3 separate regions of the Mus musculus genome follow, and regions 1 and 3 are each linked to region 2. Evidence: chromatin contacts called from ENCODE Hi-C or POLR2A ChIA-PET data. All regions are on one chromosome and are shown on one strand. Each heading gives the region's core, a stretch centred on a gene start or an enhancer-like site at or near the end of the contact. The rest is flanking DNA. Distances are from core to core; before and after follow the strand shown. Region 1 holds the start of Plk1 (polo like kinase 1). Region 2 holds the start of Ndufab1 (NADH:ubiquinone oxidoreductase subunit AB1). Region 3 holds the start of Ubfd1 (ubiquitin family domain containing 1).

Region 1 (4,233 bases), core at 648-3,147, 58 kb before region 2:
AGGGTTACGGTGGTTAAGGTGGCTCAGGAGGTAAAGGGGCTTGCTGCCAAGACTGATAACATGATCTACGTCGATCCTGGGACCCACACAGTGGAAAGAAAGAACTGACTCCTTGAAGTTAGCCTGTCTCCATTCATAAGTAAATGAAATTTAAAATGCACAGGATAGCAGAATTAGATGCACTGGGGAATCAAGTAGATGATCTTCGTGACTGCTGCTGGGCAAGTGTGTGGAGAAGTGACAGGGATCTAGGGACTGGCCAATCAGACTCAAGGGGGCAGGTTTTTCAGCTTAGTAAAGAGACACCTGAGGAGATGCTGCCTGCCATACTCTACAGCGTAAGTCCAGACCTGAAATTGGCTGAGGGTCTGGCTCAGTGCTAGGTTATAGAGAAGCATTTGGGGGAGGGGCCCCAAGTTCAAAACTACTGAGTTGAGGCATAAACACCAATGCATCTAAAAAAAAGGCAAGGAAAGTGTCACACACACACAAACACACACACACACACACACACACACACACACACTTTCCACTTCCTAACTAGAGGGCAGCATCTCTATTTCCTCACCTTCCCCTCCTTGTCCCCTCCTGCCCTGACACCAGACACCCGAAGGCCCAGCACCTCACCTATTTTCACCTCCAGATCCTCGTTCAGGAAGAGGTTGCCCAGCTTGAGGTCCCTGTGAATGACCTGATTGCGGTGCAGGTACTGGCAGCCCAGGACTATCTGTCGCAGGTAGTAGCGGGCCTCAGGCTCGGTCAGTGCCTTCCTCCTCTTGTGCAGCTCCAGGAGGGACTGAGGAGGGAGAAAGAGGTCACTGAAGTCCAAGAAGAGTGGCTAGCTGGATGTGGCTAGGACTAGACGCTCGGAGTGGAGAGTCTTAGCAGGTTTCTGATAGTTCTACCCATACACTGGTTGGTCACTATCATTCACCAGACCCTCTCCTGAGTCTTCTCTCAACCCCACTCTCGACTCCCCTACCCAGGGCTTCCTCCTGGCAGGAGATTCCCTCCCTTTCCTGAAAGCTCTAAAATCTGACTCCAAACAGCCGCCCCCTCCCCCGACCCTGCCCCACTCCGGAAGTTAGAGGTGCGTGGCACACCAAGCCTGGGACCCTTCCTTAGCCACTTTATGAATCCATTTCCTGTACCGACTCGCTGCCTTGCGTCTGGGAGCTCCATCCCTAATAGCAACAGGATCTGGTCTCGGTTTCCCCAGAACCCCGGCCTCAGCAGTTCGGAGTGCCAAGTACCCTCGCTAGAAGCCTTTCCATAAAAGTTTGAAACCCAACCACTCCTCTAGGTCACTCCAAAACCTCGGTGCCCCTTTGTCAGCAAGTTCCAGGTGTGGGAGCCCCAGCACTGCGACTGAAACACTCACCCTCCTGCGACAGAGCTCCAAAACTACAAATACAAAGTCGCTGTCCTCAAAAAAGTCATGGAAGCCTACGACGTGTTGGTGTGCTAGGCTGCGGTGAATTGAGATCTCCATAGACATCTTCTCCTTCTGGTGGGGCTTGAGCAGCAAAGACTTAGGCACGATCTTGCCTGCGAACACCTCTTTTGTGTCTGCGTCTGAGATCTCGAAGCATTTGGCGAAGCCTCCTTTACCCAGAAAGCGCCCCCGTACATACTGCCGCCGGCTGCGTGGGTCCACTAGGACCTCCGGAATTTCTTTCGCCAGCGGGGCGGCCACTGGGGCACCGGGAACTGCATCTCCCGGAACCCCACCTTTCCCGAGGTCGGCTGGTGCTCGAGCCAGCTTTCCAGCTTTGGCCGCTGCATTCATGATGCCGAAGTTGCTCCACGAACCTGGCTGAGTCGGTGCAGAGGGTCCTGCTCTGCTCCGCTCCTCCCCGAATTCAAACGCGGCGCTGGGAACGTTACAAGGGCCTGCGCGTTGCTGATTGGCCGCGGGGATTTAAAATACAAACCCGCCCAGCGCGCGGCACCATGGGAGTGCTCTACGGCGCAGCCGCCTTTAAACTCCGATCTTGCCGGCGAAATTTTTAATGGGCAGGGACTGGAGGACTGCGTTTGCTCAGGATTGCCTGGGAAACCAGGAACGAAGCAACTACGTGAAGATCCCTAGAAGAACAGGATTCTGTCCTGCTTTCTGCTCCTCGGCTGGGGCGTGCTCATGTGGTTCACCTGCGCCTCCTCCAGGGGCTTCTCCTAACTGTTAAGATCTAACACCTTCCTCCACCGGACCCGGCCTTCTAGAACTGAAACTCCAGGCCAACCGGTAGCTTGAGAGTGCACCGCCTCCGCGGTGGACAGCCCTCTCCCCGGCTAGCCTAAATAAACCCAAAACTGAGCAAGCTCAGCAGGCAGATGCACCTTCACGGCGCAACGGACCGATCTCCTCTGTGGCACTAGGGGCTCCCAGCCCCTGAGAAGTAACTCAACCCTTCTCTTGAACAACGCAGGAGGCCAGCAGCATCTGCAGCACCTGGAATTCCCTAAGAAGGCAAAGGAGGGGCGTGGGTTCAGGATTACAAGTTAGCCGAGATCAGCCTCAGCTACCGCTCCACTAACCCCAAAGGAAAGAAACTTCCCAGGCATGACCTGCCGGTCAAACAAGACCTTCAGATGATTCCTATGCCCTGTGATATGTAAGAAACACCGGACGTCTGCCCCGCGATGCAAGGTTACCTGGGTTGTTCCAAGTTGTGTGGCCCAGAGCCCCAAATAGAAAAAATTAATTTTTTAGTCAGAGGTGGGGGGGTAGCTGGTTAGAAGAGTGCTAGCATGCCGGTATACCAAGGCCAAGTCTGCCCTGCCGAAGTGTCCGTTCAGCCTTCACTTAGGAAAAAAAAAAAATGAGCCGGGGCGTAATGGCACACACCTTTAATCCCAGCACTGGGGAGGCAGGCGGATTTCTGAGTTCAAGGCCAGCCTGGTCTACAAAGTGAGTTCCAGGACAGCCAGAGCTATACAGAGAAACCCTGTCTCGAAAAAAAAAAAAAAATGGATTTACAACATGTAAAAAGAGTGGCCACACAGAGCAGGCGTGTGGCTTTTCATAGAAAAAAACGGCCAGCTCTGGTCACTGTTCCCAGACACCCTCTTTGCCCCCCTGCCTATCTGGGCACTTAAGTGATACCTTCCGTTAGAAGCTGTTGTTGCTCTAGTTCCCCCAGGAGGGTCTTAGCAAGATCCAATTGCTGGATTGAGCAAAAAATGGCAGTGCTGCTGTCTTTCCCAGTCTCTGGGTAACGATTGTACTTTCTGAATAAGGCAGAGCTTTGTCTCCAAAAACTTAAGCTTGCCAGGAGTGGGCATGCACCCTCAATCCCAGTGCTGGGGAAAACAGGCAGGCAGGCCTCTGAATTCTAGGCTAGACGCGCACACACATGCGCACACGCTTCTGCGTGTCAGAGAACATGCAGGAGAGTCAGTTTTGCAGGAGAGTCAGTTTTCTCCTTCTACCATGCAGGTTAGGTATATGGGTCTCAGGGACTACACTCACGTCATCCAGCCATGTGGCAACAGCCTTTTTATGCTCTGTGCTACTGCAGCTTCTGGGTTCATATGTTTGCTGATAGCTCATATTATCCAACTGATAGACACTGCCTCAAACAAGGTGGAATGAGAGAGAGGGCCTGTCTCTAAGGAGGTCCTCTGATCTCTATGTGATTGCCTGTGCTCACAGGCACAAACATGAACACACACACACAACTTAAAAGATGATACTGTTCAGTTGTAGAGCAATCAGCTGGCATGCAGGAGATCTTTGGTTCTGTAAAAAGGTTAAGTTAGAATCCAGCCTATGGCAGGCATCCTACTAGGACACTGTGAGAGCCGAGCTGGCAGACCTGGTGGTGACCTAGCCTTTCACATGGAAAGTGAATCTACATGACAGGGGTGCCACATCCTGCCCCAGCCCCACCCCAGGAGCCCACAGGGTAGGTCCCCAGAGCCCACTCAGTGGAATTGTCCTCTACTTCCACACTTGCAGTCACTCATGCACAGTCCAAATAAAGGTGATAACTTTTTTTGAGACAGAGATCCATCTGCCTTTGCCTCCCACATCCTGGTATTAAGTCTGTGGAGACCAACCTACAATATAAACACAATTATGCCTGTGAGTGGGTCTGGATTTAACCAATTCAAATCAATCCCACTGACCATAAAAGTGTATTACAGAACGTTTCTGAGGTACCTGACCCCTTTAGCTGTTCGAAGGCCCCAGGTCAATGAGGGAAAGGCGATGCTCCCCAGGATGGAGAC
Region 2 (4,162 bases), core at 245-2,744:
GCCGCTTCTAGGCATGTTCAACTTACACCAGAAAGTCTTAGCTGAAAACAAAGGAAAGGGCACTTTGAAGGTGCGTTAGTGCAGGAGTTTGACTTTGGTGTCTGCCTGCTTAGTGTCTAGTTGGTGTGTGGGCTTCACTTGTCCATTTTTGTTCACCGTCTCAGATCCTGAAGTGTCAAAATGAATTCTACCTGCAAAGCTGTAAGTAACCTGCCTAATCTGTAATATACACACATTGTCCAGTTTCGCTTTTGGCTGTACTGCAGACTGAACCTAGAACGGTCATGCTAGGCAAATTCCCTACATCCATGCATTATCAAAATTTAAAATATGTACTGTTGTACTTCACCATTTCCTGGTCTCCAGGTTACTGTAAGCACACGGAGTTTGGGAGGTTTGTGGAGGGGGGGGTTATTTGTTTATTTATCTATTTTGAGACAGGGCCTTGCTATGTAGTCTAGGCTACCACCATAAGATGATCCTCCTGCCTCAGCCTCTGGAGTTGGGAATGAGGACGTGACAGTCACACCTACTTGGCTACTAGTCTTAAAACTCACACTTATAATGTGTACTGAGTTTTCACTGAAACAACAATAACAAAATCTTAGCGCTATGGGAGAAACGTGACATATTTTATTTTTCAGAGATAGGGTTTCACTATGTAGCCCTGGCTGGCTTGGAACTTGCAGTGTAGACCAGGGTGTTCTTCAACTCTCAGAGATCCTCCTGGCTGCAGAGTGATGGTATTAATGTTGTTTGCCACTATGCCATGATCCCCACCCAACTTTTTTTTTTTTTCTGAAAATGATGCAGTTTTAATATACCATTCTGCAGAAAGGGACACAAAGAAAAGGCAAAAAATTACTGTCGAGTTGATTTTGCCCTGAAATTCCTGCCTCTTTCTCCCATAGGCTAGACATTATAAAATTCACAATCTAGCATATTCCCCTCTCAAATTCTCTATCCTTTTTATTTAGGAGGAAAAACCTTATTTAATGAATTAATTTGAGGCTTGAGAGTGCCCCTTTCGCTGATTGTGGGCCAACCCATATTGTTGATTGCCTAAAACTTCTCTTTATTTATTTATTTTTTAATTATTCACTTTACCTCCCCGCTCCCGGTCAGCCCCTCCCACAATCCTTCCCCCATCCCCATCCCCTTCTCCGTCTCTGAGATGGTGGGGACCCCCCTGGGTACCTCGCTACTTCAAGTCTCGGCGAGGCTAGGCGCTTCCTCTCTACTGACAGCCAACAATATATTTCAGAACTTTGGGAGAAGAATCAAGTCGGTTTCTCTTTTGGGTCAGTGACAGTGTTTAGGGTTAGATGGCATTTGTGCAGTTGCAACCACAGCAGCCCTTGTCCTTCTAAAGGAGGTGGGTGCAGCGCGGCTGGGAGCCGCTAGGGTCCGCCCGCGCCCGCGCAGCCCTCAAGCGCCGCTCTGTACGTCGCCGGCGTACGGCGCTAGCTGCGGCCGCGGCGGGAGGCTGCGGCGCAGTGCATCCTGGGTTGGCGTAGCCATGGCGTCTCGTGTCCTCTGCGCCTGTGTCCGCCGCCTGCCCGCGGCCTTCGCGCCGCTGCCCCGGCTTCCCACGTTGGCCTTGGCGCGGCCGCTCAGCACCACCCTATGCCCTGAGGGAATCCGGAGGAGACCCGGGGCTCTGCAGTCCGCCTTGGCGCTCGCGCAGGTGACTTGCGGTGACTTTGCCGGGGCTAGTCAGGGGTCAGGGCCCCGGGCCGTCCGGGTTGGGGGAGGGGCTGCACAGAACCTGCAGGGGTGATGGGGTACACGGCTAGCCCCACTGCCTGACGGGTTTTGGTTGACCCCTGTCGCGAAGCTAAGTGTCTTATGATTAGAGCACAGGACTTTGACCCAGTCTTTTTTTTTTTTTTTTTTTTTTTTTTTTGGTTTTTCGAGACTCTGTATAGCCCTGGCTATCCTGGAACTCACTTTGTAGACCAGGCTGGCCTTGAACTCAGAAATCCTCCTGCCTCTGCCTCTCGAGTGCTGGGATTAAAGGCGTGCGCCACCATGCCCGGCTTTTGACCCAGTCTTGACTGAAGAACAAAATTGGACACCAGCTCTCATCCTTGCGGAGTGGCAATGAAGTTTAGGTGAGAGTTCGAGTAGAGCACCTACTGCGATTGGCAATTACCGTGGTCACTTCCAAGGACGTACACAAGAGGAAAGCCACTTGCCCATAATAGTCCTCTGCAGAGTATTCTCTAGGTTCCCAGAGTTCTATTGTAATTTCCCCCCTGTGGCACCTTTTGTCTGTGAACTTTCTGGAAGTAAGGATAGGAAACAAGTCCTGTGTAGTTTGCATATTTGATGAAACCAGTGTGGGGCTTAAACTCTGTGAGGATGTCACTTTCAACCCTAACTAGCCCTCTTCCCGCTCCCCTTCTGACTCTTTCCGCTGGTATCAAGCCCTGGCATGGCGTTTTAAGTTCCAGTGTGCATGCAAGGTTAGGAAGTACTGTAGTAGACTTTGGGCCAAGTTGAAGAACCGATTCTCATACTCAGTGACCTTCCTGAAGTAGTGGTTTCAGTCACACCTGCACGCTACAAGAAGAGCTAAGGTTCTACATCCTGTGTTGAGATTCACCGACAGTGTAATAGATAGGCAGGCCATTGTCCCATTGGCTAGACCAAAAGGTTGTCATTATAAAAGTGTTAAAAGGGCAGTAAAGGGGGCTGGTGAGATGGCTCAGTGGGTAAGAGCACCCGACTGCTCTTCCGAAGGTCCAGAGTTCAAATCCCAGCAACCACATGGTGGCTCACAACCATCTGTAACGAGATATTTCGCCCTCTTCTGGTGTGTCTGAAGACAGCTACAGTGTACTTACATGTAATAAATAAATCTTTAAAAAAAAAAAAAGGGCAGTAAAGCTGCTGTGCCTTAGGATCTAGAGACCAATTTCAGATTAAGCTAAAATGTTACTTCTCAAACTTAAGTTGTGCATAAAGTATTTTTGTGGGCTTTCTAGATGGGGTCCTGGGACCATGCTTTGAACAGGTGGTGTGCTCTCTGTCTGCTTTATACAGATAGTAGAGGAACTGCTTTATGCTTACAGAATGGTTTTGGTTACGGTCATTCACAGATGTGGAGACACAGTTGTTTGCAAAACATTTTAGATTTGTTATTGGACTGTGGATGTCCTCTGCACAGCCAGAAAGCAGATGGTAAGCAAGCTTTGTTAAAGGGTTTTCTCTGACTCACCCAGCTTAGATGAGTGAAATCAGTTGGCTTGGAAGTTTCCAGAATATGGAGAGTAGAACAAGGGAGAGTTTTGAAGAGGCGAGGGTTTATGTCAAACAGCTGTGTTTGAGGTGCTTCATTTCCAGAGGTTTGCAGTGAGCAGGTGACAGACATGGCCTTTAAAGCTTTTTTCATAAACAGAAGACAAAGGGGAGCAAGATAGACTCTGATGGTAACTCATCAGGATCAGGCCAGCTTACAGTCACTGCACATAGTGCCATCTTTGGTGCTTAGAGACGATTTATGTCACATGTGAGTCTGGGGAAGAACGCTGCTGAGACAACCTGTTTTGACCACAGGGAAGGTGCTTTTCTTTTTTTTTTTTTTAAGATTTATTTATTTATTATATGTGTGTACACTGTAGCTGTCTTCAGACACTCCAGAAGAGGGCATCAGATTTTTGTTACGGATGGTTGTAAGCCATCATTTGGTTGCTGGGATTTGAACTCAGGACCTTTGGAAGAGCAGTCAGTGCTCTTAACCTCTGAGCCATCTCACCAGCACCGGAAGGTGCTTTTCTAACCTCTGGCAGGAGAAGGTGGTTTCGCTACTCCAAGAGGGAATGCAGGGGAACTTGGGGCAGGATACCTAACCATCCTGTGTCAGTTTCATTGTAAAAGGTAAAGTGCTTATACTACCATAGTCAATCTTTGGGCATACACCTGGCCCTGTAGGAACCTACCAGTGATGCCTGGTGAGCTACTGACACCTAGTGGCCTACATTAGTAACTGCATACCTATAAGACACTCCCAACCACTTTTCTCACGGCCTGTTCTCGGCACTGTTTCTTCTCTTCCATGTTAATTCCACTTCATACCAGCCCTGTGTTTTCTGTGACTGTTGTCTTTGAGACAGTCTCACTTTATCTCAGTCTAGCCTTGGAACTCAGGTTGGTGAGA
Region 3 (4,382 bases), core at 1,481-3,980, 35 kb after region 2:
GTAAAGGAAAACCATCTTTCTTTCTCCCAGTGCTGGCAATGCGCCTTTAGTGTCAACTGTCCCTCAAATGCTGGTTCAAGTGAGACCTACTCTGTTGAAGATACAGAGTAAATAAAAAGTTCGTAATAGACTGGAGCAGCTCAGTGCAGGCTTCTTATCTACTACCAAGAGTAAGACTCTAGCTTCAATCCTCTGTACTGTACACACACACACACACACACACACACACACACACACAATAAACAGGCATGATGGCACATGACCATAAACTCAGACCTAGGGAGTTAGAGACAAGAGGATTGTTAAAAATTCCAGGCCAGCCATTCTCCAAATCATGTTTCAGGCCAGTCAGGGATAAAGAGTAAAACCCTGTGCCTCAAAAAACAAGCACACAAAAATGAGCAGGAGAGATAATACAAAAACTCAGACTCCTTCATGAAGAAGGACCACTATTAATACAAAACAAAACAAGTGTCAGTATCATTTGCTTCAGCTTGGTTTGACTTCCTGAAATGGTCAGTTTTAGGGGAACCTCTAAAATCTGTCCACTTCCATACCTTTCCAGAATTGGATTTTCTGAACTTGACAAGACACACAGACACAGAAATCAAATGGGAGCAGTTAGAAGGAACAAGGGCTTAATTCCAATACTGGTCATATTCTCTGGCACTACTAAGAGAAACCCACTTGTGACTTCCTTTGCTAACTCGCTAGAGTCTCCCTTTACAAAGGCCTTATCCTAACGCGGGAAGTCTAAGCACACTGACCCACCAGATGACAAAGATGCATATTTCAGGTAGCTGTCAACTCCACTCTGCTGCACCCAACTGCTCCATACATTTCCATCATGGGCCCTGTCCAGAAAGGAGCTTATTCTAGGGAGACTGTAACCAGTCTCTACATTCCCAGGACCACAAGCAGATGCCGAATGGTCTCACCTTCTGCCTGCAGAGGGGCTCCTTCTTGTTTTCTTCAGCCTTTGCATCCTGCTGGGCAGCATCTTTCGGGGTGTTTACTGCTAAAACATCATTTATAGTAGAACCAACCACCATGATCTTGGCCCCACTGGTCACTTTTATTTCTCTCAAAGTCTTGTCTTCAGGAACAAGTCCTTTATACATGACCTTCTGCATGGCAGGTGGGAGACCTTGACAAAAAGTGGAAAGGAATAAGCAGGAAATGCGTGGACCATCCCCCTTCTATAACAAAACAGGAAGTGAATACTGGTCCATCAACTATCAGCTTTGTGAACTTGAAGGAGTTCAGAACACCAGGACTATTTGATTGGTAAAACTTGGTCCTTCTACATGAATGTAAGGTATTTAGAATTGTTTGATGTCTAGGTATCATTGTTTCCAAGTTATAACTCTATCTTCTATCCACTTAAATACTGAAAATTCCCAAGTGTAGGAGATACAGAAAGCCAATAAGCTTTTTACCCGATACATGGAGAAAGCTTTAAGGAAAGTATTTCAAGTAGCAAACCAAAACAAATAAAACGGCCATGTATGAATATTTATAAAGGGCCATTAGGACAGTTGATAACACTGTTTCATGAACTTCCCTTATGAAACTGATCTGTCTGCTGAAAATAAATCCGTGGCTAAATACTGGACCTGTTCAGAATCTCCTGTAAAGTTCATAAATACCGCGCCTAGCAATGACAGTCCAACATTAGTTAGAAGGGTGAGCCTTAATACTCAAGATTCAGGCTTGCATCTCACTCCACCACTTGGTGGTACCACTATCATTCTGGGCCTAATTTTCCCTCTCTGATTACTAATGGACATACAAGTACTGATTTCAGAAAACTGCAGTGAGGATAGCGGGAGTCTAGGCGCAAGAAAATCGCTAACAGTTTAGCACGACGTAAGCATCAAGAGCTAGAAGGTAGGTCGTGGGTAGAAGCAGTCGGGTGTCAGCTCCTCGAATACCTGTAATGGAGTGAATCTTCTGCTTTAGCTCGGACCCCGTGCTGTCCAGAGGGACCTTCACGTCGTGTTTGGTCTTGTTCCAGATTATCTTCAGATCCACCAGCTCCTTGCCCACACCGCCGCCCGCGTCCTCGCCGTTGCTGACCGAGGCCTGGGCCGCAGGGTCCCCAGGGGGCTGGGCCGGGGCCGGCTGCAGGTTGCCTCGCGCGTCGCAGGAGTCCTCCGCCGCTGCCCCTACGGCTGCTTCGGCCTCCACGCAGTTGAGGGGCCGTGCGGGCGCCTCGGTGGCCACAGCCTCGGCCTCCGTGTCCATGCCTGGCTCCTCCATGCCTGCAAAGGGGTTAGGGGGGTGGGTGCTCGCCACGAGCCCGGCCTGCGACGAGAACGGGCCCGGGCACCGTCGTTGCCGCGCCACGCTCCTCCCTCCGGGGCCAGGCCCGGTCCCACGACCCCGGCAGCGTCCGCAAGCTCTTCAGCCGCCGACCGACCGCCTTCCCCGCCACACTCACCATCCGGGGCTCCGGCCGCCGCCATGATGATTGTGTACAACACCCACCACGACCGCAGGGGCCGCCGGGAAGAAGCGAGCTGGCGGAGATTGGCCCCCGCACCAGCCCCTAATTTCACACAGGCTGGCCGGAAACAGGTGGAGGTTTCTATGGAGACCCGCCTCCTCCGCTTCCCGGGCCGGCCCCTGCCACGCTTTAGCATTCCCGCAGCCGGAGGGGGCGGGTCTGGGAGATCGCCTGCTCGCAGCGCTCGGTCCCCGAGCGGCGGCGCATCGCCGCCCTAGTCCAGAGGGGCGTGAGCAGCCCAGATAGGCGGCTTACGCCTTTAAGTGGCAGGGCCGCGCTCGCTGTGGCGAAAGTTGATTGGTTGGAGTGATTTTTTTCCCCCCCGCCGAGCGGAAGTGACGCGCGAAGGAGCCCACGTGTGTGTTTCTAGTCCACATGGCGGCGCCCCTCAAGAGGCTTCTGCTGGCCGAGCCGCACGTGGTGGCCCTCGGGCACCGCGTGGGGCGGCGCGAGGCCAGTCTGGGCCCAGATCCCGGGGCCCCGGTGCGAGTGCGCTTCGCTCCCAGCCCCACAGGTAATCCTAACGGACGTGACGCCGCTCGCCGCAGCCCACCTTCCCGTCCCCGCCCCCGAAAGTTCCAGAAACAGTCCCTTCCGGGGTTGTCTGCGCGACCCCGTTTTAAAGAGACGGAGGTGGAGGGCTAGGATTTGAAGTGATTGAGATTGCTAGAAGTTTCCTTGTTGTATTGTCTCTGTCCTTTCTTATTGCACGCTGTGTGCAGAGCGTATAGACTTTATGCCAAGGCCTATGCGCTATAATGCAGTGGTCATTGAAAAGTCAGGGTTCTGGCTTTGAAGAAACCGACAAATCCTAGAGTCATATGTGTCCATTTTGGCAGTGAAGCGGGATAGGGCGCCCTAGAAGGTATTGCTGAAGAGGTAACATTTGAGTTGAGAACAAGTGTCAAGAAGACCCGCTTGAAGCCTAAGAGGAAACGACATGCACAAAAGCCTGAGTTTGCTGGCAGCTTAGCAAGTCAGAAGAAAACAGAGGCCCATGTATATCTTGCTAGGAATTCTGTGTCTCCTCCCTTCCCACAAATTCCCAACCTTTAGTTCAAGCCACCTTCTACCCTGTTCACACTGAGCAACCGTTCATTCTAGGTCTAGGGTCAGCAGGAAAAGATATTTCTGAGTCTCAGCTGCACAGGAAGAACGCATTACCTCCAGGCAGGCAATGTAGATTGTGGAACTTCGATATGTGGTAGAAGCCCTGGTTCATAGTTAACTGTTGTGAATCTGTTTTTAAGACTGATATAAACGAAACTGCTAGGGAGAAAATGAGTGTCTCAAAACCGAGAGAACAAAATCATCTTTCTTTTTGTTAGTCTCAGTGATGTAAAATAGCTTATCAAATGACTGCAAGTATCTAAGTATCACAGTGTCTGTGTTTACCTATGGTCAACATGAACTGGGATACTCACCTTGTTGGAAGAAGCACTTATGCAGGCATCCAAGGCCTGGCATTTTCTGCATCTATATTTTTGTCTTTGCCAATCCCTAGATGTGTTGCTTTGGCAGAATTATTTGCTCTGTTTATGTCCCAATTTTGTGATTTGTCAAGTAGGGCTAATAATAGTGCCTGTCTGACGGGTTTGAGCCAGTACAGCAGAGGCACTTAGCAAGCACTGCCTCTACTACAATTACTGTTTTCATTTCTTTGCTGACTGGCAGGAAAAGCCCAAATGGGAAAGAGTTGACAAGCAGTGTAGATCACTATGATAGCTAAAATTAATTGAAAGTTTACATTTTTGGGTTTTTGTTTGGTTTTTAACTTGGAAAGAGTTCCCTGTATCACCCGATTGGCCTGGAACTCACTATGAAGACCATGCTGTCCCTAAATGTGCAGCAATCCTCCTGTCTCTGCCTCCCA

The links. A loop is a pair of places that touch in the nucleus more often than their neighbours do. ChIA-PET counts read pairs that join two places held with the same protein, here RNA polymerase II (POLR2A).
Region 1: a map of T-helper 17 cell shows a loop between it and region 2 (2.3-fold over the local background). The contact joins the promoter of Plk1 here to the promoter of Ndufab1 in region 2. A Hi-C loop is called at or near these places in 2 of 37 maps with a recorded cell type or tissue (CH12.LX and T-helper 17 cell). POLR2A ChIA-PET finds 5 or more read pairs at or near these places in 1 of 5 experiments (embryonic stem cell).
Region 3: a loop to region 2 is called in a map of gastrocnemius, with 4 times the contacts of the local background. The contact joins the promoter of Ubfd1 here to the promoter of Ndufab1 in region 2. A Hi-C loop is called at or near these places in 6 of 37 maps with a recorded cell type or tissue (gastrocnemius, heart and left cerebral cortex). POLR2A ChIA-PET finds 5 or more read pairs at or near these places in 4 of 5 experiments (Patski and embryonic stem cell).

The regions. Positions count from the first base shown.
Region 1 is chr7:122,157,099-122,161,331 of GRCm38, reverse strand. Plk1 (polo like kinase 1) reads right to left here and starts at 1,897. Exons shown (of 10, transcript NM_011121.4): 1 at 1,382-1,897; 2 at 628-796. The coding sequence starts at 1,789.
Region 2 is chr7:122,099,180-122,103,341 of GRCm38, reverse strand. It overlaps Ndufab1 (NADH:ubiquinone oxidoreductase subunit AB1), which reads left to right and starts at 1,494. Exons shown (of 5, transcript NM_001360744.1): 1 at 1,494-1,687. The coding sequence starts at 1,520.
Region 3 is chr7:122,065,546-122,069,927 of GRCm38, reverse strand. It overlaps Ubfd1 (ubiquitin family domain containing 1), which reads right to left and starts at 2,730. Exons shown (of 7, transcript NM_138589.2): 1 at 2,444-2,730; 2 at 1,935-2,264; 3 at 939-1,147. The coding sequence starts at 2,645. It overlaps Ears2 (glutamyl-tRNA synthetase 2, mitochondrial), which reads left to right and starts at 2,842. Exons shown (of 9, transcript NM_026140.3): 1 at 2,842-3,023. The coding sequence starts at 2,885.